Linked DNA regions of Mus musculus: region 2 is linked to region 1. Evidence: chromatin loops called from intact Hi-C (ENCODE). Cell type or tissue: heart. All regions are shown on one strand. Each heading gives the region's core, and the rest is flanking DNA. Links, peaks and the distances in the headings are about the cores only. Region 1 overlaps Tmem242 (transmembrane protein 242). Region 2 overlaps Zdhhc14 (zinc finger, DHHC domain containing 14).

Region 1 (11,650 bases), core at 2,191-10,190:
GGGACGGGGGCGGTGGGGTGGGGGGAGTGGAGCCAGCAATCACAGGCAGCTTTTTCGGGAATCATTTTGATTGGGGATGCAGTCAATAGGCTGCTAGCTCGAGGAGAAGTGACTACTCAAAGAGGGGATTTCATAGCTGGAGTAACCTGAGCATATCTGCGAGTGCTGCAGCAGAAAGACAGCCAGCAAGAGGAGGGACTGAGATGACAGCAGCTGAATCTTTGGGAAGATGACCTGGTGGTGGCAGTGGTGGTGGGGAGGGAAGAGATACAGGCTGCCCCTCTTAATGTGGTTCAGATACAGACAGAGTGCTCGAGCACCCCAGTAGCAGCACAGAGGGCTGCAGCAAGGGATGGAGAGCACAGTAGCTCTTATGATTGCCCCGTGGAAAGGCTGCAGAGTGGAGGACAGGTAAGATCCGGGGAATGACAGAACTTGGTGAGACGTAATTATGACTGGCAAGCTGGCTTTGTTTCTGGGCAGCTTTGTGGATGCTGCCATTCAGGGGGGAGTGTGACCAAAGAGTAGGTTGCAGGTTGGGAATAAATGACAGGTCAGTGGGGAGGAAGCACACAGGACACCTGTGTGTATCCAAGTCCAGTGCCCAGTCCACTGGGCCTGAGCCTGCAGCACAAGGTGGGAGTGAGGTCACCTAGCAGCTAGACTCTGAAGAGGAAAAGATGGGGGCCCAGGGAAGGGCCGTAGGCAGCACTGGTGCCCAGTACTGTGGCACTGGTGCAGAAGTGAACAGAGCTGCCAGGAGCAGCCTGGCGAGAGTCAAGGGAAGAAAAACAAACGCACCATCAAAACCCAGAATCTTTCAACACAAACTCGGACAACTGCAACAGTTATCACAAGAGGCCAAGTCACACCCAGCCCAATTCTCAGCATGAAAGCAAATGCAGGCCATGAAGAGTTTATTTCTGAAACAGGGTTTCCTTCTGTAGCTCAGGCTGGCCTTCTCCCAAGTTCTGGGATCACAGATGCGTGCGATGTCAGCAGGAATAGCACACACACAAATACGTGAGCATGGACCTAAGCTGATCCCAGCGCCCACTTAAAGGCTGGGGAGGTAGGAGGCCCTGCAGCCCAGGCCTGGGAGGAGATCTGGGGCTCGCTGGCCACAGTCAGCCAAATCAGCAAGGCTGAATGGGAGACCCTGACTCAAAAAGTAAGATGAAGAAAGATGAAGGGAGTTGCCTAACACTGACTTCTAGACACCCACACACACCCACACACAGTTTCTTACAGATTCTGGAAGCCTTCTAGTTGGGAAAACTCAATTTCAGAGAACACTTCATTTTCTGTGTTCAACTGATGATAATTATATAGAAATCTATCAACATATGTAATGCTCTGGAATGTTACCCATTTGTTAGAGACTAATCAATAAGAGGTGGCTTTGAAAATGCCACTTAAGGGGAGGCAGCGGTGTCAACTCTTTCTGCTCATGTGAGCCGTTAGCTCAGTGACAGGTGAAGTCAGCGCATGTGGGACATCGAGGTGACAAAGCCTGGCTGTGTGGGGCCTCTGAACACCGAGGCTCTTAGGCTATCACTCATCTCTCCCCTCAACTGATGCACACTGCCACTTTATAAAATACTTTGAGAACAAATTTCAGTTATAAAAGGAAATTGGTGGGTTTTTAAAAAGAAGTAGTTTGGAAATGTGCCCAAAGAACTGACTCTCCCCTCCCCAGGTTGAAAAAACAGTATTCAGGTCATTATCTCCCACTTCACACTGAACAGGACCACAGGATCCAGGCCCTCTCTCATCAAATGCAAGGTAGGCCATTAGTGCCGCCGCAGTGGAATAGGAAATAAGGGTGACAGAGATGTTCTTGTCACCTCAGACTTGAGCTGACTAGCTGATGCACCGTGCTATTTCCAATTCATTTTTAAATGATTCCAGGAAAATATTCCTCAGTGGGCTAGGCTGACAGAGAAAGGCTGCCAGGCCATGACGACTCTGTTCTGAGTCCCAGCAAACACTGTCAGGAGGAGGGAGGGAGCAGAGTGGTAATCAGAACAGGAAACTGGCTCTTTCCTGGGGGCAGGGCATTAGATTAGGCTACTCCAGAATGGCTGCCATTAAACATCTGCTAGGAAACTCAGCCTTGCTTTTAACCTTTAGCTGAACCACTGGGACAAGCAGCACTTAAAAGCCTACTTCCCTTCCTTGACACCTTCAAAGTTAAAACGTGCAACCCTTTCCACAGTTTTACTTAAATATGGGTCAGCTGTTTCATTTAGATGCATAAATGAAATAAAGTAGGGATAAATGTACTCTAAGAGATACTGTGAGATGGACCCATGTTCTAATAAGAGGCACTGTGAGATGGAGACCCCATGTTCTAATAAGAGACACTGTGAGATGGACCCATGTTCTAATAAGACACACTCGTAAATATTGATGAAAATTAAAATTAGCAAAGAGTACTCTCTATATTTAGTAAAGGCCCTCACAGTGGCTATCAGGGTTAGAAGTAACCTAACATGCTAACATAAAAAGTATGTCTCAAAAATAAGTAAATAAAAATAAATCAATTATATATGTATGTGTAAACATACATAGATACACAGACAGATAGACAGACAGACAGACACACACACACCCCTACGTAGAAGAAGTTATAAAAAATAACTGCAGAAAATACTTTTTGGTTGTTTGTTTGGTTTTTGAGACTGTCTTGCTCTATAGCCCATGCTGCTGAAACCTACATAGCCCAGGCTGACCTTAAACTCCCCATCCTTCTGCCCCTGCCTCTCAATATTGCACTAACAGGTGTGTGCCAGCTGGCTAGGCTGGGCCAATCAACCCTGTAACAGAGTACATCCTCTCTATCCTAGCAGAGAAACACCAGTTCTCAGAGTCTCTCAGGATAGAGTCAAATGCCCCTTCTGAACACAGTTAAAATAGGCTGCATTCACACACCTAACTTTGATTTTTAAAGAGAAGAGTGCTGGGCTCTGGGGAGGGAGAGTAACAACCACCATCAGAAAAGGAAACAGGACAGATCTGGGGAATGTCACAAGATATTAGATACAACTATCTCCAGGTAAACCTTCACAGCCAGAGACATCCAGTTTAACATCTAGCAGACTGGCAAACACTACAGAGAAACAGAAGCCCCCAGTGGCCAGGGAACTGTGTGTGTCTTTATCTTCTCAACTTTTCTACACAGCTCCCTGGCAACACATATCAAAGAAACATCTTAAAATGCCCTTGCTTCAACATTAACATCTTCCATCTCTATGACAGTTTTCTTTCTTTTTATTTTATTTATTTTTTATTAGATATTTTCTTTATATACATTTCAAATGCTATCCCAAACGTTCCCTATACCCTCCCTCCACCCTCCTCCCCTACCCACCCACTCCCACTTCTTGGCCCTGGCATTCCCCTGTACTGGGGCATATAAAGTTTGCAATACCAAGAGGCCTCTCTTCCCAATGATGGCCAACTAGGCCATCTTCTGCTACATATGCAGCTAGAGACACGAGTTCTGGGGTACTGGTTAGTTCATATTGTTGTTCCACCTATAGGTTGCAGACCCCTTCAGCTCCTTGGGTACTTTCTCTAGCTTCTCCATTGGAGGCCCTGTGTTCCATCCAATAGCTGACTGTGAGCATCCACTTCTGTATTTGCCAGGCACTGGCATAGCCTCATACGAGACAGCTATAACAGGGTCCCATGACAGTTTTCTTAATCAAGAAAAGTGCAATAAGATGTATGCCTGACAGGTTCATTATAATATTTAATAGTGAAAAGTTGGTCCCAATGGCAGGGCTAATTAAGTAGATTATAATATGTAATGGAGTCCCACGGAGTCATTAAAAGTGATGAAGATTTATGCACTCTGCTGTGGAAAGTTGGCCCCACGACTGTTCAGTGAAAAAACATCCCAGAGTAGTACACCCAAGTTGGAGCACTTCTATATGTCCTTCTCAGATAGAGAGAAGAGGCCTGAAAGAAAAGCCCCTGCTCTGACCAGTGATCAGAACTCAGGGCAAGTTCTGCTGTACTTTTCCATAGGCATCTTTTTAATAATGAGTAGCTAAAGAAAAAATTATAAATTATCTTTTAAAAATTACAGGCTCTACACATTTTAGTTTAAACACACACACACATTCATCTGAAATTTGGATTATGATGGCTCCCCAGAGGTGGCCTCAGAGTGGTGCTAATCAATGGTGGGAAACTTGGGGAGAGGGCCTTGTGGGGAGGGCAGGAGGATGCCGAGAAGGATCCTTTGGGACATGGACTGTGCGAGTCTTGCTCTCTGTTCCTTAACTAGTGATGTGAGCCGTCTGCTCCACCCTGACGCCAGCCACTGCTTGCGTTCACTGCCCCAGGAGCAGAAGACAATGGGTTGCTCAGTCATAGACTGTGACTTCCAAAACTGGAGGCTGAACAATCTTTCCTGAGGCCATTCATGACCTGAGATACTTTGTTACAGTAACAGGTAGCTGACCAACTGGTGATACAAAGGCAAATCCCTCCTTTTTCAATAGTTAAAAAAACGTAATAACGTTAGATCTCCGTTTCCCCACTAATTTAAAATTAAATCTCTCACAGAGAAATATTCATCCCTGGATTTTATTACATTCCAGCTCCTACAAAGGCAACAGCTGTAAATTATGAGTTCTCACTCCAGCAGGCATCATGAACATTCTATACACGGCACGAGAGAAGCCTCGCCTCTTACAAGAGCAGAGACGATGGTGGTGAGGTGAGCCTACGACCTCCGGACTAGAAGGGAGAGTCTGGACAATCCTGTCCGTAGACGTGTGATGTAATATAGAAGATTCCACTGTGGGGAGCGGGTGTGGCGGCAGTCCCAAAGGCGCCAGGGACTGCAGCTAAGTCGTATGACTTGCACCTGACTTCCTCATATAAACCACAAACATCTTGAGAGCTGCGCAGGTGTACCAGGATACTGGTGAATCCATTTTGATGGAGATATGCCCCTGCTGCCCTGATTAGCTGAAGCTGCGTGCCTGGTGAGGGGGCGTGGCCTGCGGTGCGTGGATGAGAGAGAGTATAAAAGGAGTGAGAGGCCCAGGGTTCGGGGGAGATATAAACAGGGGAGATATAAACAAGAAGAAACAGGACTGAATAAATGTGTGCAGAAGGATCCTGTAGCAGCGTCGTTCTTCCTGGCCAGTTGAGCGCGCGCAACATTCCACCCAAACATTCTCACTCAGTAATGCTAACTGGTGGTGACTCCAGGCCTCTGAGGTAACAGTACACAACACAGGGCCACACCACTGGTTGAGCACACCCACAGTCCCTTCTAGTTATAACTACAGCAACTAAGAAATAGTGGGATAGCTAATGTTTCACCTTCTGAGAGAGAGAGAGATAGGGTGGTCTAGCTGTAAATAAGTGAAACCTCTTCAGAAGTCCTTGGACCACCAGTTAATACCAACTAGTAAGTAATAAAGGGCACTAGTGACAAAATTAACATGTCACTACATGAGTAACATGCCAATAACTAAACAGAAATTTGCTTTCCTGCACAAACAGGAGGTTTCCACTTAAGATAGTATTTCGCTCAGCTATTCGCTAAGCCACCTGTCCTAGTAACAGTCTAATCACACTGGCCCAGTGTGTACCTGCCAGGGCTGAATGCCCTGTCTCCTGGAATCGCGTGCACAGCTGGTTTAAAGAGGGAACCAGGAACCTACAGGAAAGGCTTCCCCAACTACCCCCCCCCCCCCCGTCCCTGCTAGTAAAGCTACTGCGGTGAAATATTGCCTCGATCATATTCAAACGATAAACTACCACAACTCAACCATAATTCAGAAGGAACCTCGAAGTCATATGGCCCATCAAGCTGCCCATGCTGGCTCAGTACCGGTCAAGGCACTGGGGTGGATAGGTGCTGAACTTCGAGCTGTTTCTAAAGGTCTCACCTTTAACCTTGGGTAAGGTCAGTGCCTTTGGCCAACAAATGCAACAGCTTCTAGCAGCTGTCCTTTTTGTGAACTCTGCTTAAATGCTACACTACTACATAAGATACAAATGCATTTTTACACTGGATGTATACTATGTGTTCTCTGTGCAATGGAATTTCACAATAACTGTGGGTAATAAAGTAAAAAGCAAAGCCACTTTAAGACACTGAGAGTCTGCTGTGAGCAGTTTAAACATGTTGCCTCTCGGGCCAGCAGGGGGAGCTGTGAATTAAAACAGGAAATGTTAAGCGCTTCAGGCGAGCTGCTCACAATCAGCCACTAGATGGCAAGCAAGAGGAACTGGATTTACAGCAGAGAGCACAATTCAAAGGTAGCAGTAGCAATTACCAGACAATGGAGCTAGCTTTGCTCTGCCTGCTTTTATCCACCTCCATGCTGCAGAGGTGTGGGTCATCCTGAGACTGTCATCTTAAGTTGTAGAAAAGTGACATTTCCCCAAGTTGGGCTAGACACAGAGATTCAAGTTCACGCCTCCGAACACTGTTCTAGGAGCCAGGAGCAGGGTTGTGCCCTCTCCTGGTGTGTCAGCACACAGCCAGCTCGGGGTAGCCCCACAAAGGGGTTCTAGAGTACTCACTTGATGAATTCGAACACTCCCACCCTGAGAGACATGCCCTGGCACGGGGTTTAGTCGGAGGGTTTGGCCTTCTAGGGGTGTCTCTGGAGAGCGTAGGGACCAGATGAGCCTAGCGGCCTCTGAAGTGGGACAGGGTTTGTCTACGTCCTCTTCCTAGTAGGACATTAAGGTGCAGTGTCAGAGTCCACAGAGTCAGTAACGCTAACTAGAAAACATTTTCTTCTCTCTCAAATATTTTACCTAGGTAAGAATCCCCTTATTGGTGTCATAAAACAAAGTCGTTCATGTTCTAGAAACTAAAATAGCAGTCTGGCCCATAAAGCCAAATCCTCGGGAGTATGATAACCTACTTTTGTTGGTCTATGAAAATTTAGATTGATTTCTTATGATGACTCTTTTATTTTATTGATTTTATTCCCTTTTATTGAAAATAGACCTGCCCTCACATGGGAACACGCGGTTCCCTCCCACTTCCCCACTCATGCAGATCCACCTCCTTCTGTCTAGGAGCCTGGAGCAGGGTCGTGACCTTTGCTAAGGGAGCCTCGTCTCTGCAGAGGCAGATCTGGGAGCCCCCATGACTCTCACTGGAACACAAACAGGACTCTAAGGGATAGGAGTAAAATATGATAAGATAAAACAGAACTATCACATCAATATCGGGCAAAACAAACAGGAGGAAAAGAGCCTAAAAAAAGGAGAGAGACCCACTCAATTGTACACTCAGGGACCCCATAAAAACACTAAACTGGAAGCCATAACACACACACACACACGCACACACACACACAGTACTGGTAGGATAAAAAGATTAAAAAAAAACCCATAAAATGCTAACATGGAACAGTCCTGACATGACACTGTGAGAGAAGGGACCTCCAAAGATGCTGTGGAGATCATTTTCTGCTAGCCATCTAGTGCTGGGCATACGGCCTACCCCTAAGAGTAGTTTGTTTCCCCATGAGCCTCCCTTGGAGGAAACACTGGATACAGTTTCGGGCTAGGGATGGGGGTGTGTTCACGTCTCCTTTCAGTTCTAGGGCCCAATCCGGTGCAGGTCCGTGCAGGCCCTTCGCTTGCTGCCTCAGTCTCTGTGTCCATAGCGTTGGCTTAGGCTTAGAGAGCATTGTTCTCTTGGTGTCCTCCATCCCTCTGGCTCTTACCCTCTTTCTGCCTCCTCATCCACTTGGTTCCTTGAGCCATCCCCCTGAGGGGATTTGATGGAGATGTCCGATTTATCGTAAGCGTTCTGCAATCTCTCACTCTCTGCAGAGTAACTGTGGGTCTCCTTATCTGGTCCCATCTGATGCAGGTTGAGCCTCTCCGGCGATGGCTGACCAAGGCACTAAGCTTCGAGTGTAGCTCAATGCCATTTTATTGCTACCTCTGTTTTATCTTAGAACAGTATTTGGTTCTACTCTAGGCCCCTGGGCTATCTAGTCTGAGGCTCTTGGTACTCAAGCAGTGATAGCCATGGGTTCCATCTCACGGAGTGGGCCTTAGGTCACATCAGGTATTGGTTGTGACTCGCACAAGCTTCAAGCTTCGTGTCATCCTTGCACTGTCATAGCAGACCAGCACTAAGGATCCAAGTGTGGCTGCTGCCTGGGTGTTTGTGCTTCTCCTTTGGTAGCGTACAGAGCACTTTCCTGTACCAAAGATACTGGAGCTTAGGGATGGCTCTAAGCAGGAGTCAGATGGGCTTCTCCGTGTTCACTGAGCTATGCAGGTGGTGTCTTCAGCCACGGGGCCTTGCCTGTGATGACTCTGCACATCAGAGTACCTGCGCTCTCCACCTCAACGCTCACCCTGCTGACGACCCACTCACAGCACTAAGCACTGGGAAGATAACAGGCTGTCAGCCAGCACCATCGGCTAGCATTTCCACAGGAGCAGAGGTGTCCCCAAACAGACCTCAGCCAGCCAGGGTGGTCTCCGGAGCTCCCAGGCAGCTGTGCTTTATTTTGGGTACAAATGAATAAAAATGACATCATACACATGGATGGTACGTCTGGGTGGTATGAGCATAAGCATCCTGTGCAGTCTTTAAAAAGCAATATTGACATATCGTGATGTTTCTAGGAAAGAAAATCATTTGCCCACGTACTTCTGTCAACACTCTCTCCCAGCTTCTCAGACAGCCACTCTCTTGTTCTACACAGCTGTAAATCGTTTGTTCACTTGTACCTATGTCCTAAGCCTTTTCTGCTTCAGGGGATGGCTTAAGAAGTCTCCTCTTCTATGAGGAGAGAAAGGCCAGCACTGTAAGACACTGACATCCATCTAGGAAAGCTTGGTGAGCTAGCGAGAACCAAATGGATCAGATCAATCACATCCAACACTCCCTTCCCCTTGCCCCTACTTTATTTCCCATTTTAGCTAGTGAAGGAAGGTAAAGTTAGAAAACCTAGGCCCTAAACATTCAGAGCTGAGTTCCAAGCTCAAGTCTGCTGGCAGGAAGGTATGCTGTATTAGGCAAGTGACCCACCCTCACCAGCTCCCAATATTACATCTTCTAACTAGCTATGTCTAAATGGCTGGTATAATGCCTCAAGTGGGAGAAATGGAACAAATACCAACAATCACCGACAACCCTCCAGTGACAGGTTTTCTGACTTTTCTAGGGAGTCCCCAGTCCATTGTGAGGAAGGTGAACAGGCAACAGTGTCGGTGCAGGAAAGCTGGAGGTGAGCGCAGGCGCACCATGTCTTCCAGTGCCGTGAGCGAAGAATACAACGAGAACTTTCCTTTGTAAGAAGTGCCTTAGTCAGGGTCACCGTGTCTCCTCTCGGCAATCAAACAGTGCCTAGGACAACGTGCCTATCAGATAGCGCAAGCTCACAAGTCACACACTGAGCCCGATTTACCCAACACCTGCTCCCCTCACGCTGTCCCCATCCACTTTCTCGGTGCTCGACACAGTGCCTGGAGACATCCAGGACTTACACCCCACCCTCCCACCCAATGCTGACTGGGATATGAGAAAGCTGTTTATCTGTGTCCCCAATACTACCAACTGCCTGGATAGCCTGGTCCACAGGGCTGCTCACTGATTATTTAAGACAAAGAAACCAGTCATTCGTAGTGCGTAATTTTTAGTTCAAGGTATCCATTTTACAGACACACACGCACACACACATGCATGGGTGCTTAGAACTTTTCTCTGAAACGTGTATCTAACACATTAATAATTTGAGTAATTAATTAAAATGTTTTATTATATATACGGATGTCAAGCAATATACAAAGTAGTTCCCAATCACTGACTTTATTAAATTAACCAATGTATACAGAAAAGGCATCAACTCTGAATCAGTCATTAATTATATTTGAAAAACAAGTTACTGGTAACAAGCTGCCTACATATTGGGAAGAATTTAGTCATATTCTGGATCATTATTTCAGAAGACAGGGACCAAAATATATGCAAATTTGAAAACCAAGAACTTTAGACAACACAGAGTCGACAGGCAGCTCTCACAAGGCGAGGTACTTACGCTGTGAACTCCTAAGGCTTTCCACACTGCAAAGCTGATCACACCAACTCCACACCAGGCATAAAGAGAACCCCAGCCCAGGGCTCGCAGGGCAAGGGAAGACCCACTCTCTGGTAAGGCAGCCGTGGCCATAGTGCCCTGGAATGAACACAGAAAGCTTGGGTAAAATACTCAGTGAATGTTCTAGAAGTGTTAGGAGACGATTACAGTACTCCCAGGTAAGCAACGCGGCCCTGGGAGCCAGCTCAGCCCAAGGCTGAGTAGCACCTTCACAACTTATGTAAGACATGAGTTCTCTGACTACAGACATTTGGATGTGGGCACACTGTGGCCACTTATCCTTCCAGAAAAACCTAGAACACTGCATCAAGATCCATTGGCATTTTCATTAAAACAGCATTTGAGGATTCAGCTAATCTGATAAGGGATGACGGGTTTATAACACTCTGTCTTCCACCTGAAAAATTCATCTCAGTTCACTAAAGTTCTTCTCTTTGTTAGAGTAATTTTCTGTACACTGCTTAACATACTTCTTAGTACAGGCCTTTCCTATGCACATGTGTAGTGTGACGGTAGGCGCTGTTCCTGAAATGAAGAAAACCTGTCTGCTAACCTGCATCACACAGATCATTAAGGACAGACGGCGAATGCTCAATGTTAGCTGACCAACACTTTTGGTAGATATTTTAGACCTCAACAAATTGCTGAAATCTTTCTTTAGCCATTTCCTATTATAAACACATACACTCTACAATCTTATTCTTTTCCCACATTGTGACAGTTTCTGCTGGTTCCACCAGCACCCTGCCTTTTAACTGGGCCTCGATCTCTACTGAGAAGCGAGACCATCAACCAATATCATTTTGTCGGGACCAGTTAATAGGCCTTGCATCAATTTTATTTTAGAAACAAATGAAGTAGCCATTTGGCCCCTGGTAAAAACAGAAATTTTAGATACACACACATACACACCAACACAAATCCATATTTGTTTTACCAGATCAAATAAAAAAGATAGTCATATGAAAGTAACTCGAGAGATTTGCAACAGAATCTCAGTTTGCCTCAGGTCTTTAGGAACAGGTACAGTAATAGTTGCATATCAGCCACTTAACGTGAGGTGAAAGCATTAGTTATTGTCTCCATACTTCCAACACGAATGTTAGCAGAATCTTGATACTGATGATTGATCTCTAAGTTAAAAAAAAAATCTAGACACGTTTTTTTTCTATCAAATGATACTCATACCCTCTGTTCAAAATTATGTGGGCTGACATTTTGCACAAAAGATTTAACTTGCCAAAAACTAATCTTGTTTTATAAGACATTAGATATAGTCATACATACAAGTTGTGTGTATATGTGCACATATATGTGTGTGCCTCGTGTGTATTGTGTGGCGATTGAGTGTCTGTGTATACATACATGTTTTAAAAGCTACATTTCCCTCCATTGCCCTTCCCACCCCACCTGCTCTTAAAATAAAAATTAAGGCTTCCATATTTGGAAGTTGAATAGAACAATTTATAATGTAGTTATTGTACTCAATATTCTTAAAATCAACAGACAGCTTATTTTCTATTCTGTGTTTGTAA
Region 2 (11,650 bases), core at 1,517-9,516, 320 kb after region 1:
CACTAGCATCCTCACAGTCCCTCCCTGCACAGCATCCTCCTGTGCTCTGACCTCACAGATCCAGCCACTAGCATCCTCACAGTCCCTACCTGCACAGCATCCTCCTGTGCTCTGACCTTACAGATCCAGCCACTAGCATCCTCACAGTCCCTCCCTGCACAGCATCCTCCTGTGCTCTGACCTCACAGATCCAGCCACTAGCATTCTTACAGTCCCTCCCTGCACAGCAACTGACCTCACAGATCCAGCCACTAGCATCCTCACAGTCCCTCCCTGCACAGCATCCTCACACCTGACCTTTTTTTTTTCCACTCAGCAGAGCTGCAATGCTGTGGTCAAATGCTAGAAGTCACCCTGCAAGCCTCTTCCTCAGAATTTACCATCGGACATAGTCTACTTACAACACTTGTCACCAAGTTATTCTAGTCCTTTTCATATTCAAAGTATATACCCACCCAGTTCTTGTCTACTCCCAAGAGTAGAAGGCTTTTCTCTATGAGTCAAGGACAGGAGACAACAGATTCTCCCACATGCCCAGAGCCATGTTTTCACTACCTACTCTCCCAGTAATCAGTGCTGAATTTGACCTACGAGGTGATCTCTGTATTGGTTACTTTCCTGTTGCTGTGATAAAATGCCGTGACCAAAATCCAACTTACAGAAGGGAGGGTTTATTTGGGCTTGTGGTTCCAGAGGGAGAGTCCATAATTGTGGGGAGATACAGCAGCAGGAAGCCAGAGCAGGAAGCTGAGAGAACAAACTAGAAGCAGAGAGAGACCACAAACTCTCACAGCCCACCCCCAGGGGTGCACTTCCTCCAGCAAGCCACCCCTTGCTAAAGGTTCCGCAACATTGCCCCCAGCCCGAAACCAAGTGTTCAAATACCCTGGCTCTGGGGGACATGTCATATTCAAATCACCACAGTCACTGTGACCAAAACCATTTCCAGTGCCTATCACCTTAAAGGAGCCTCCAAGGAAGAAAAGGAGACTGTTAAGTCAAATGTGTTCCTGTAGTTTATTGTAGAACTGGTATCCTGGTCAAGATAGCATTTCCTCTGCAGTGCGGAAAGTGCACATAGAGAACCAGGCAGTATTTTAGGGACTAGATACTGTGGGCCTCCGTGAGCACTCAGATACTCTGTATCAGAAAGCCTCACATGGGCACTCAGATACTTTGTATTAGAAGCAATGGGTGGATGACTGTAGGGGAGTGGTGTCTAAGGACCCAGGAGGTCTGTTTACTTCCAGACCTGGGGAAAGTCACCAATAACCTAGCATCTCCTGTAAGTGGGATGTGAATATTGGATCAGCAAACAACTGATGCTCCGGGTAGCATCAGAAACAGAATACATATTTATATTTGAAGGCTGTAGCTACAGAGACCCTTTTGGGAACATTTGTTAAAGGTAAAGATGACACAGTGTATATTTGGGGAATTTTTAGAAATAACTTAGTATTACTTAATATTTTATATCCTCCCCCTTAGAGTTCAGATCTGAAATGTCCAAGGCCTGGGTCCCACCTGTTGGGAGGTGGTGAAATCTTAATTGAAGAACAATTATTGAGAGTATGCCTTGGACAGGGATCTTGGGCACCCGGCCCCCTTCTCTGTTTGCATGTTGCCTGTCATGAAGTAAATAGGTCGTCTCTGTCTGCTGTCTTCCCCTGCCCCCAGCCCATAACACACTGTGTCTCTGCAGTCCCAAAGCCACAGAGCCAAGTGACCATGGGTTGAAGCTGTGAACCCCAATAAATCTTTCCTCTTTTTAAATTGATTCGCTCAGGGATTTTTGTCAGAGGAATGGGAACTAACAGTGCCTTTAATCTGATATCAAGCAAGGCGGAGGCAACAGTTCCACTGTTAAACGAGGTCTCCTCATAGACCTGAGAAGGCCAGATCATCCTCTTAACCTAAATCTGCATTCTAGGCGGACTCTGGAAGGTGGGGTAGTCTTCTGTCTATCAGTTCATGCCCATAAGTGGTCATAAGGCCAGAGACAGAGCTTTACAGCTGAGCAGAAATAAGCCCCGCCCAGCTTGAGTCCTTTTGACAGAATTAGAGCAAAAGCCATGAGAAATCTAAGCCATTGTAAACATGTCTATAGACCGCATAGAAAATTCATAGCATTTCAAAACTGCACTTTCAGACAAGCCATCAGCCAGAATAGAACGTGTCTCAAGTTTTACCCCCAAATCTACAGAAAGTGAAAGTAAATGGTCTCTTTGATGTTTTGAAGTTTTTATGGCTTTTTATATTTACTTATAGGGTGTGTGTGTGTGTGTGTGTGTGTGTGTGTGTGTACTCATGCATTCGATGGTGCATGCGTGGAAATCCAAGGTTATCTCCAGGAGTCAGCTCGCTCCTTCTATCACGTGAGACTAGAGGGAACTCAGGTCTTCAGGCTTGACCGCAAGCAAACACCTTCACCCACTGAGCCAACTCCATGGCCCTCCGTGGTTTCAGACTGAAGCACTAAATACTCACCTACTGTGTGGCATTGCAACATCTGAAACCATACATTTCTTTATCATTTAAACAAGGGCTATGACTCAGAGCAAAAGCCCCAGCGCTCAAGCTACAAAAGTCTGCGGGTAGACACGCATACAGAGCCAGCTTCTACTCTGGCCTCATTCAATATCTGATGAATTTTTAATCTAAAACAAAAATAAACAAAAAACAAAAACAACAAAAACCAATTTTATAGATAGAATCAGTGTTCAATTATTGTGGATCCTTTAAAAGGATTGTTTTGAAAATGAAAATGTTGGTTTCTTCCATGTGGTATTATTCATCTATATGAACTATCACCATCATAAATAGGGGCTTAGCCTTTTCCTCTTAAGATTACATAACAAGGGAGATAAATTCAAGTACACTTTAGAAACAGGGCCACCAAATTCAGAGAAAGAGGAAAGTGGTGATAGCGCCCTCTACTGGTGGAAGGTTAAAAGTCCGATTAAAAAAAAAAAAAAAAAAAAAAAAAACAACCTAAAGCGAAAAGCAGAGTGACAGGTGAGAAAGAGGAGAGTGGAAGATGAGAAGAAAAAGAGAAAACAACCAGAATGCAAGTAGGAAAGGAATGTATCGAAGAGAAATGTGGAGGGAGAGCACATAGGGTGTGCAGTAACAGACAGAAAGAAAGTTAAATAGAAACAGCTTTAAGAATGGGGGCTTAGAGGTGGCTTACGGGTTAAAAACACTTGCAGCCAAGCCCGACAACCTCGAGTTTAAGCCTGAGAATCCACAGGGTGGAAAGGGAGCACTGACTTCCTAACATTATCCTTTTAACTTCCACATGCATGTGCACACGCGCACACACATGCACACACGCACACACATGCACACGCGCACACACATGCACACGCACACACATGCACACGTGCACACACATGCACACACGCACACACATGCACACGCGCACATACATGCACACGCACACACATGCACACGCGCACACACATGCACACACGCACACACATGCACACGCGCGCACACGTGCACATGTGCACACACATGCACACATGCGCACACAGGCATGTGCACACACATGCACATTCACCACAGATAAATAAATGTAACTTTTAAATCCTTTTTTTAATCAACAAGAGGAACTAGAAATTAGAAGCAAAGGTCAAACAAGCAAGAGGGGGTGAGGATATTTGTATTGGGCATCTCCTGAGAACACGGGCTGCTTTCCAAACCATGATGTTCTCACAGAGGATCCATGACCATGAGAGTTCCCCCAGTCATCACCCTTAAAATTTGAACAGTATGACAAATATTTAAAAATTCTGACCTGAAAAAGTGTGTATGTGTGGTGTGTGTGCAGTGTGTGTGTGTGTGTGTGTGTGTGTAAAGTACAATTATAGCCCTGCATAATCCTGATTCATTTGATTCCATTGTTCTAAGGAGATGTTTACTGCAGACACTATTTATATACTTACAGTATGGAATGATAAATTCCAGTGTACAGAGCCTGTAGTTTGAAACTGATGAGACCCCACCCTGCCCCAGTTCCGATCATTAGAAGAGATATGGGCAATACCTCCCAGAAGTCCATTTGCATGAGTCAGGTGGCTTTCCAAGGCTGCAGGATTTCTCAGCCCTTAGGTTCACAGTTTCTGAACTGTGCTCGTCAGAACCTCAGAAACCTAAGAACGGCAGAGGGGGGGTCATGAGGCGTTTACACATAGGTCCTACAACCAGAGAGCGCCCACAGCTATGCCTACCCAGCCATTAAGGTGTTAAAACAAATGTACGTAGAAGTCAGTGTTGAAATAGACACTTGGAAAGACTTTGGGGTGACTTTATGCAGGTGTGTGTATGTGTGTGTGTGTGTGTGTGTGTGTGTGTGTGTACATACCCATGTATATGCAGGTGTGAGTGTAAGGTAGGTTGGAGCAGAAGTGAGGAGATCAGAGGTCAATGTTGGGTGCTGTTCGGCCAGCGCTGTCTATCTTGTTTTCTGAGAGTCTCTCACGGGCCTGGAACTCAAAACGTCGCCTGGGCTGGCTGGCCAATGAGCCCTAGGGTCCATCTGTGTATGCCTTCCCAGCTTTGGGTTTGCAGATATCTGCTGCTATGCCTGGCTTTATTATTATTTTTTTTTAGCATGAGTTTGGGGAACCATACTCAGGTCCTAGTGTTTGTACAACAAACATTCACCAGCTGAGCCTTTCCACAGTCCAGATGGCACCCAGTGTCACCACAGAAATCTATAAAATCTATAAAGCATTTTCAACAGAGTTCCAGCCAGTGACAACAGCGCTGTGCTTGCTTTTAGCAAGCCATGAGTCTGCATGGGAAGCCACCAAAGGGTGAACTGCAGGAGGGGACACGGGTGTGGGGGCTGCACTGCTGCAGAGGGCTTCTGGGAGGGGAAACACTCAGCTGCAAAGAGCGAGACCTTGGAAGGGAACAGTGCCAACAAGAGACCTGGCACTTCATGGTGCCCCTGGGTTCATGGTTCCCCACCCCCACCCCCAGCCCAGACCTGGGATAGCTGTTTAAGTCAGCAAAGTGGTGTTTGTTACTACACATCTCAGAAGCCACACCAACGCCTGCACTGGCAACCACATTGTTTAAGAAGGCTCTATTGGGTACTCATAAGCTCTGCTGCCTGGCTCAGATGGGGAAATGACTGGGGGCGAGAATGGGCCAGCGATGGGGGGATTCAGAACACTGAGTGACAGGGTATTGTGGCTGCACATGCGATCCCAGCACTTCTTTTTCCTGGGAGTCTGTAAGAACCAGTCAGAAGACGTGGGCTGGTCCCTCAGATAGAATTCGCCAGTTAGTTTCCAATGTGAAGGATTTACTTCAGTCAACAGAGACAAGCACTCTCTTCCTTCCTTAGTGATGGCGGATGGTGTGCACATGAGCAAGAGTCCTGACTGTACCTGATGACAGCAAGAATCTGTCATCCAGAAAAGGCCACTGCTTTCCCAGCTGGAGCCTTCTGGCCTGCCTTGTGGCCCAGGTTCATTGGCAGGGTACCTGTGGCACTGTGCCTAGCTTTCATAAGCTGGGGTATTTGAGGAGCCAGCATGTCTCTGCCAGCAGGAATCTTAAATGGTGATTGTCACAGAGCAGTCTTACAACGTATCTCTCTGAGCCTGATATCCTGGAAGCATATGTTTAATCAATGAGGCTGCCCCATCAGGGCCAAGCTCATGTGCTATGCAAAGCAGACAGTGGTGCCTGGGCATAACCCTGCCTGCTGCCCTGGAAGATTAGAGTGCTTCTCTAATGCTCTGATAGCTCTGGTGTGGGGCAGGAATGATTGGGGAGACTGGACAATGTATACGTTAGTGGCTCATGGAGTTTAACCAACAGCCGTTCCAGCTGCTTTTCCCAGTCTTCTCATCCCTTTGAATAGCATCTCCTCATTCAGTCCCCTCCTCCTTGCTCCCCCCAGCCCTCCCCTCCATCTCCACATTTCTTTGACATTCCGTTGGCTGGGTGAGACCCGATTCCCCATCCCCAAGGCTGTCATCCTCTGCTGGGCTTCCCTTTAAGTCTGGCTCCAGCCTGGAGTCAAAGACTTTAAACTTCTAATAAACTACTAACTCCTTGGGGCCTCAGCCTTCTCTTCTAGGCTCATGGACAGGGCGGGGAACTTACAAAAGGCATGCTCTGGGAAGGGTGCACACACAACGGGGCATGAAATAGAGATCTGCAACCTCAGACGGTTGCTCTCTACTCCCACTAGGGCTGCCTTGTATGTGTTCCCATGGGCCGCCAATGATGAGAGGCACCTCTGGTTGTGCCTATTAGCAATAACAGGGCTATTAGTATGTAGTTTGGTAGTGACTTAAAACTCAGGGACCACTAAGCCAAGGAAAGCCAATATTTACCAATATTTGCACATCATGTGTGGTAGTGGTTGGTTTGCTTAAACAAACAAACAAACAGCTTCATGCACTTGATCCTCCATACATGTAAGTGCGTGCGCGCACGTGGACACACACATACACACTACATGTACACATGCATACATACTTGCTTGCACTTCACAAACAAACACATACACAGAAACTAAAGTTCTCAAACTACAAGAAGCTGTGGTCTCTATTGCTGTGGGTGGGAAATCCTGTGACCCTTTTCTGGGATTGCCTATAAATGACATCCTTTAAGTTTGGAATCAAGGGCATAGAGGCTATAATGTAGCTAATATTGCACCCTGGAGGCCCACAGAGGTACCTGCTCACTAGAGTACTTTATTCTGCCACACAAGTGTGTATGTGTCATGTGCTAGGGTCTCTCCTAATGTCTGCTCCTTGCCTCTGCCTTACTGACAAGATACTAATGGTTTCTCTTCTCCCTCACCTACCCCCTCCCCCGTCCCACCCTCTCCTTTTTCATCTCCTTTCCACCTTTTCTTTGCTGGCTCCTGCTGCTGTTCTCCAGTGCGACCAAGACCAGTGCATTCAGAGCACCAAATTCGTTTTGCAGGCCGCAGCCACGCCCCTGCTTCAGAGCGAGCCCAGCCTCACCAGCGAAGAGCTGCATATGCCTGGGAAACCCGGCCTGGGCACCCCATGTGCTAGCCTGACGCTGGGCCAGCCCACACCACCCTCCTCCATGCCCAACCTTGCCACGGAGGCCACACTCTCAGACATTATGCCCCTGAAGGATGAGCATGGGGGCCATCAGTTTCTGACCCCAGATGAGGCACCCTCACCGCCAAGGATGCTGGGGGCAGGCAGCCCTCTAGCACATAGCCGTACCATGCACATGTTGGGTCTGGCCAGCCAGGACTCCCTGCACGAAGACTCCGTGAGGGGCTTGGTAAAGCTCAGCTCCGTGTGACCTGCATGGCCAGCCCTGGGGACCACAGGTGACAAACAAAAACAAATTACTGGACATAGCCAAGAGGACGTTTTGTTTGGAATCTGCAGAGTGGACCGGGAAGAGGAGACTCCCTCAATGGGAGGAGCCTGGAATTGAAAGAGGCAGCGTGGATGCAGCGTGCAGCGCCCTCTGTCGGCTGCTTTTGGGACAGACACGAGGAAAATTTTCGACACTGGTGGCCAGACTGAAATTGGACCTAATGTTACAGCTACTAATTGAAATCCACCCGCCGTTCCATTTGTTCATTAAAACAAAACGAAACAAAAGTTCCAAAGGGAAAAGCCGGCCAGACATGGGATTGCATGCCACACTATAGTCTGTGTTACAGCAGTGGTATTCCAGAAGAAAAGATGTCTCTCTGTTTTCCTTCTTTTTAATCTTGTGATACTTTCCAATGTGACAGACCGAACCCGGTGGGTAATGCCATCCTTCGCGACTTACTGGACTTAGCTGTATGAGGATGGGCGTTTCCTGATGAAGAGGGTTACTGGGGGCATCCCCTGTTGCAGACGGCACCTGGGGTCTATCCTGCCCTGGACAGACATTTTAACCCTCTGTCAATGCTCAGATGGATGTCATATTGTGCCACCATGGGGCAGTCCTCGCCTCCTGTGTGACAATGACCTTCCTATGGACAGCCAATAAAATGACTCCTCTGTTATTTTCTTGATCTGTATACAGTTGTCAACAGCTTGCATGTAGTTACTTACTTGTTCACATTATCTCTGGTAAGGAATAATTCAAAACAGCCAAAGTTGAAATCTTCATGTTGTGGGTTATGGTTCGGCTTCTTAGATGGGAGCTGAGCTTGCTAACAGTCCTCAGCCCTTAGCACCCACCTTCCTGATCTGTTTTTAATACAGGCTTAAGGGGGGTTGCTATGAACTAAGAGCCACTCACACAGCAATTATGTGTAGTAAGTGGAGGGAGGGGTACCCAGGAGACGGGATGTTGTCTGGCTGTCTTCTCGGTTCCATGTGATGTTGGGGCGCTACAGACCTCATAGGCATACCTCATGCTCCTCATGAGGCAACAGCAGCCCCACCCTGGAGCTGAGGTCACATAGATCACAACTGGAGACAAAAACAAGATGGCGGCTTCACTCCATCTGTCACCTGGCATTTTAGGGAGCCAGACTATCCGGGAGGAGCTGCAGGAAACTCACCAGCGCTCTGCAGCCTTCATTCCCAGCCCCATATCCAATGGCAAATCCACAGAGCACTCTGTGACTCGGCACCAGGTGCAGGTCTCATTAATACAGTAGACACAATGTTACTGGGGCTAAAACCAATTCCATTCAAGTCAGACAATTGTCATGCTGAAAAGTGGCTGCTTATGTCTTCCTTGTGACATCTCTGAGGCACCTTCACTGTTATGCCCTGTGGCAGTGTAGAAGTTGGAGAAGGTGAATTGTATGTAGCCATTTTTTTTAAGTTTTCTAGACCTAATTATTTGTAATTTAAGACAGAACTGTTCTTACACAACCACACACTGTCAGATGCTCCACCTATGAGTAGATGTCCACAGAGTTCCCCCTACACCTTGTCAACCACATCCGGGCCCCCACCTGCTCCTTACCCTGGACCCAAGGGTGGTCTGGTCTTTTCCCAGTTTCTACCCTTGGGGTGGGGTAGGGGAGCTAGTCTTTATAGATACCTTGGGGTAGGGTGGGGGAGCTAGTCTTTATAGATACCTTGGGGTAGGGTGGGGGAGCTAGTCTTTATAGAGTCCTTTCATTCCCGATACTCCTAATATAGTAGTTGCCAATTTCCTGATACCAACAGCCCCATTTAAAAAATTCCAAGAAGCAACCATAAGTCACTGAATACAGTTGCCCCTCCATCTTCCCTTTCAACTGTGGATTCAACCAACCATGAAAATATTTGAGGGGAGGGTATCTACACTGAGTTGTGTGTCTGTCTTTCCATGTTATTCAATTGCACTGCATTGTGTTAGATATAAATCTCCTAGAGATGAGACAATGCCCACAGAAGGAGGTTTGTGTGTTCTATATGCAAACATTGTTCAGTTTTACTAATAGACCTGAGCTTCCATAGATGGGAGCTTCCATGGGACTCTGGAACCAATCCCCTAAGGACACTGAGGGACAAATATACTTATTATCACTCACCCTGTTCTAGACCCATCCTCCATACATATGTGGTGCCATTTTTCAAATAGGGGTTTGGGGACCTTGGTAAAAATGAATCAAGACGGTTCAGGGACAGGTGGTGTGGAACTTGAATACGACAAGTGGCTAAAATAATTGAAAGTTTAAAGCCCACAGAATGTCACAGACCTTTCTTCCTGTTTGGGAATAAGCAACTGGGCTCTTAGGGCCCTACTTCAGCGGTGAGGGTGAGGGGCACCATCCAGAGAGGTAAGTGGCTTGCATTTCCCATTAACTGGGTCCATCTAGTGTGGCTGAGTGGACCTTGGCATTCTAAATGCTTCGAGAGAGTTAGCAATCGATTGGCTGCTAGCTAGAAAAAAATAAGATAAATATTTTACCGTGCTATTAAGGTTTGGGCCATTAGCACACATAGGGGCCGAGAGGGGGTAAAGTCCATCTGCTTCCCATTCTCCTACCGAGCACTGGGAAATTGGATTTAGCCAGAGCACCCTGGTCCAGATCTGAGAAGGGTGATGATGGCTGAATGCCTGCTTCTGAGCAGACAGGCTGACATGCCACTCTGTGCCACGGGCAGTCAGCACAGTACCACGCTGTGCCCACTTGAAAAATGTTCATTCCAGCTCTGGATGTGATTGTTCAGCCTGGGAGAACAATGTTATATCCCACCCACCCCCAGGCAGCAGAGTGCCTCTCAGAACTACCCATACCACCAAGTCTGTTACGTCCTTGCCTGTGTCAGCCAGGGACACTGACATAAGGTGTGCATGAAAGTGCAAAACAAGTTACAAACTCCATTGTGCAAGCCATGTGATGCCAAGCCCTGAGTGGGTAAACCTTAGCAGGCTTCACACCCTAGGCCTGGTGGACCTTCTCTAGACTAAAAGCAAGAAATGAATGTATTCAGGTTGTAGTGGGTGTCCGGGGTACAGGGCTTGGTGGCATCTCCAGGAATAAGTCAGAATGAAACTTTTCAAGGGCTTCTAAGAACTCGCCCATACAGCCTTAGCACCTGTTCCATTCAGAGCCGAGCCTACCCAGCATCCTCTTGGGGCCTTGAACCAGCTGCCTCCCAGCCGTGGCTTCGGGCTGGAGCTCATTTGGCAGGTGTCAGGATATGAATTAGGGTCTTTCCCACCAGGGGTTTCTGTTCTTGTCCACACCAGGATCTCTTCAGCTCATTGAGTTCTTCAAGTAAGAAGAGCATAAAGAGAAATAACATTGGGTATATTTTCTAATCAATACCTCAAAACTATTCCGAAGACTGAGACTAAATTAAATTGATGATTATGGTGTTTGTTTGTTGTGGGAACTTACCACATCCCTCATTCCTCTCCCTCTATCACTCCTTTTTTCTTAGTTCCCTAGCCTACATGCTCTATAGCAAGCCCTTCACCTTCTCAAACACCTCCCCCCCACACACACTCCCTCCCCTCCCCTCCCATCCCCTCTCCTCCCCTCGTTTTCCCTTCTCTTCTACAGCCCAGTAAATTTTCAAAGATAACTGCTTGGCGCAGTAATCTAGCCATTAAAAAAATAATCGAGCAATGGAAAATTAGATTGATTTACAGCAGCCCTGTTTGCAGTCACGAAAGTAGATAAATAACTTCAACTGGAATGTTTGTGTATGTGGGGGGCGGGCAGATGCACCCATCTGCTAAGAAATCAGCTTTCTTTAAGCTGTGGGTGTCAGTGTTTCCATTGAAAAACAACTATAGAGCAATGCAGAAAGCCAGCTCCACCCAGCCCCTCCCACACACCCACTCATCCTCATCCATACCCCTCCCACGCGCCCACTCATCCTCATCCACACCCCTCCCACGCACCCACTCATCCTCATCCACACCCCTCCCACGCGCCCACTCGCGTCCTCATCCATACCCCTCCCACGCGCCCACTCGTCCTCATCCACACCCTCCCACGCACCCACTCGTCCTCATCCACACCCTCCCATGCGCCCACTCACTCTCATCCATACCCTCAGCCCCCAACAAAAGCAGATAGCAATTAGGTTTGGCTACTGGATTTTTTTTTAACCCTAAATTATAGTGACTTAGAAAATTAGCTATTTTCTCAGGTGTGCAGTGTAAGTACAGAGACAGGCAAATAACGGTCAGTGTGCCCTTGTCAGTGCAGGTACCGAGTTCCATTCTGCTTTTCTTA

Evidence for each region. Hi-C counts contacts between places; a loop is a spot of excess contacts. Peaks named below come from ENCODE experiments on the same cell type or tissue, not always from the same donor. Only the 100,000 strongest peaks of a DNase experiment are listed, where the experiment ranks them.
Region 2: it touches region 1 in a loop (4-fold over the local background); 14 of 42 quality-filtered maps call a loop at or near these places.

What each region holds. Positions count from the first base shown.
Region 1 is chr17:5,423,387-5,435,036 of GRCm38, forward strand. Tmem242 (transmembrane protein 242) reads right to left here. Exons shown (of 4, transcript NM_027457.4): 3 at 10,056-10,193. Among named protein-coding and RNA genes, the nearest start is that of Ldhal6b, 10 kb to the left of the region's middle. In heart, for the core only: no CTCF peak of the experiment used is centred there; a DNase peak (open chromatin) is centred at 6,225; H3K27ac peaks cover 90 bases.
Region 2 is chr17:5,745,780-5,757,429 of GRCm38, forward strand. Zdhhc14 (zinc finger, DHHC domain containing 14) reads left to right here. Exons shown (of 9, transcript NM_146073.3): 9 at 6,913-8,112. The coding sequence ends at 7,314. Among named protein-coding and RNA genes, the nearest start is that of Gm41519, 19 kb to the right of the region's middle. In heart, for the core only: CTCF peaks have their summits at 2,923 (motif pointing left), 3,138 and 7,484 (motif pointing left); a DNase peak (open chromatin) is centred at 7,342; H3K4me3 peaks cover 805 bases; H3K27ac peaks cover 587 bases; H3K27me3 peaks cover 1,060 bases.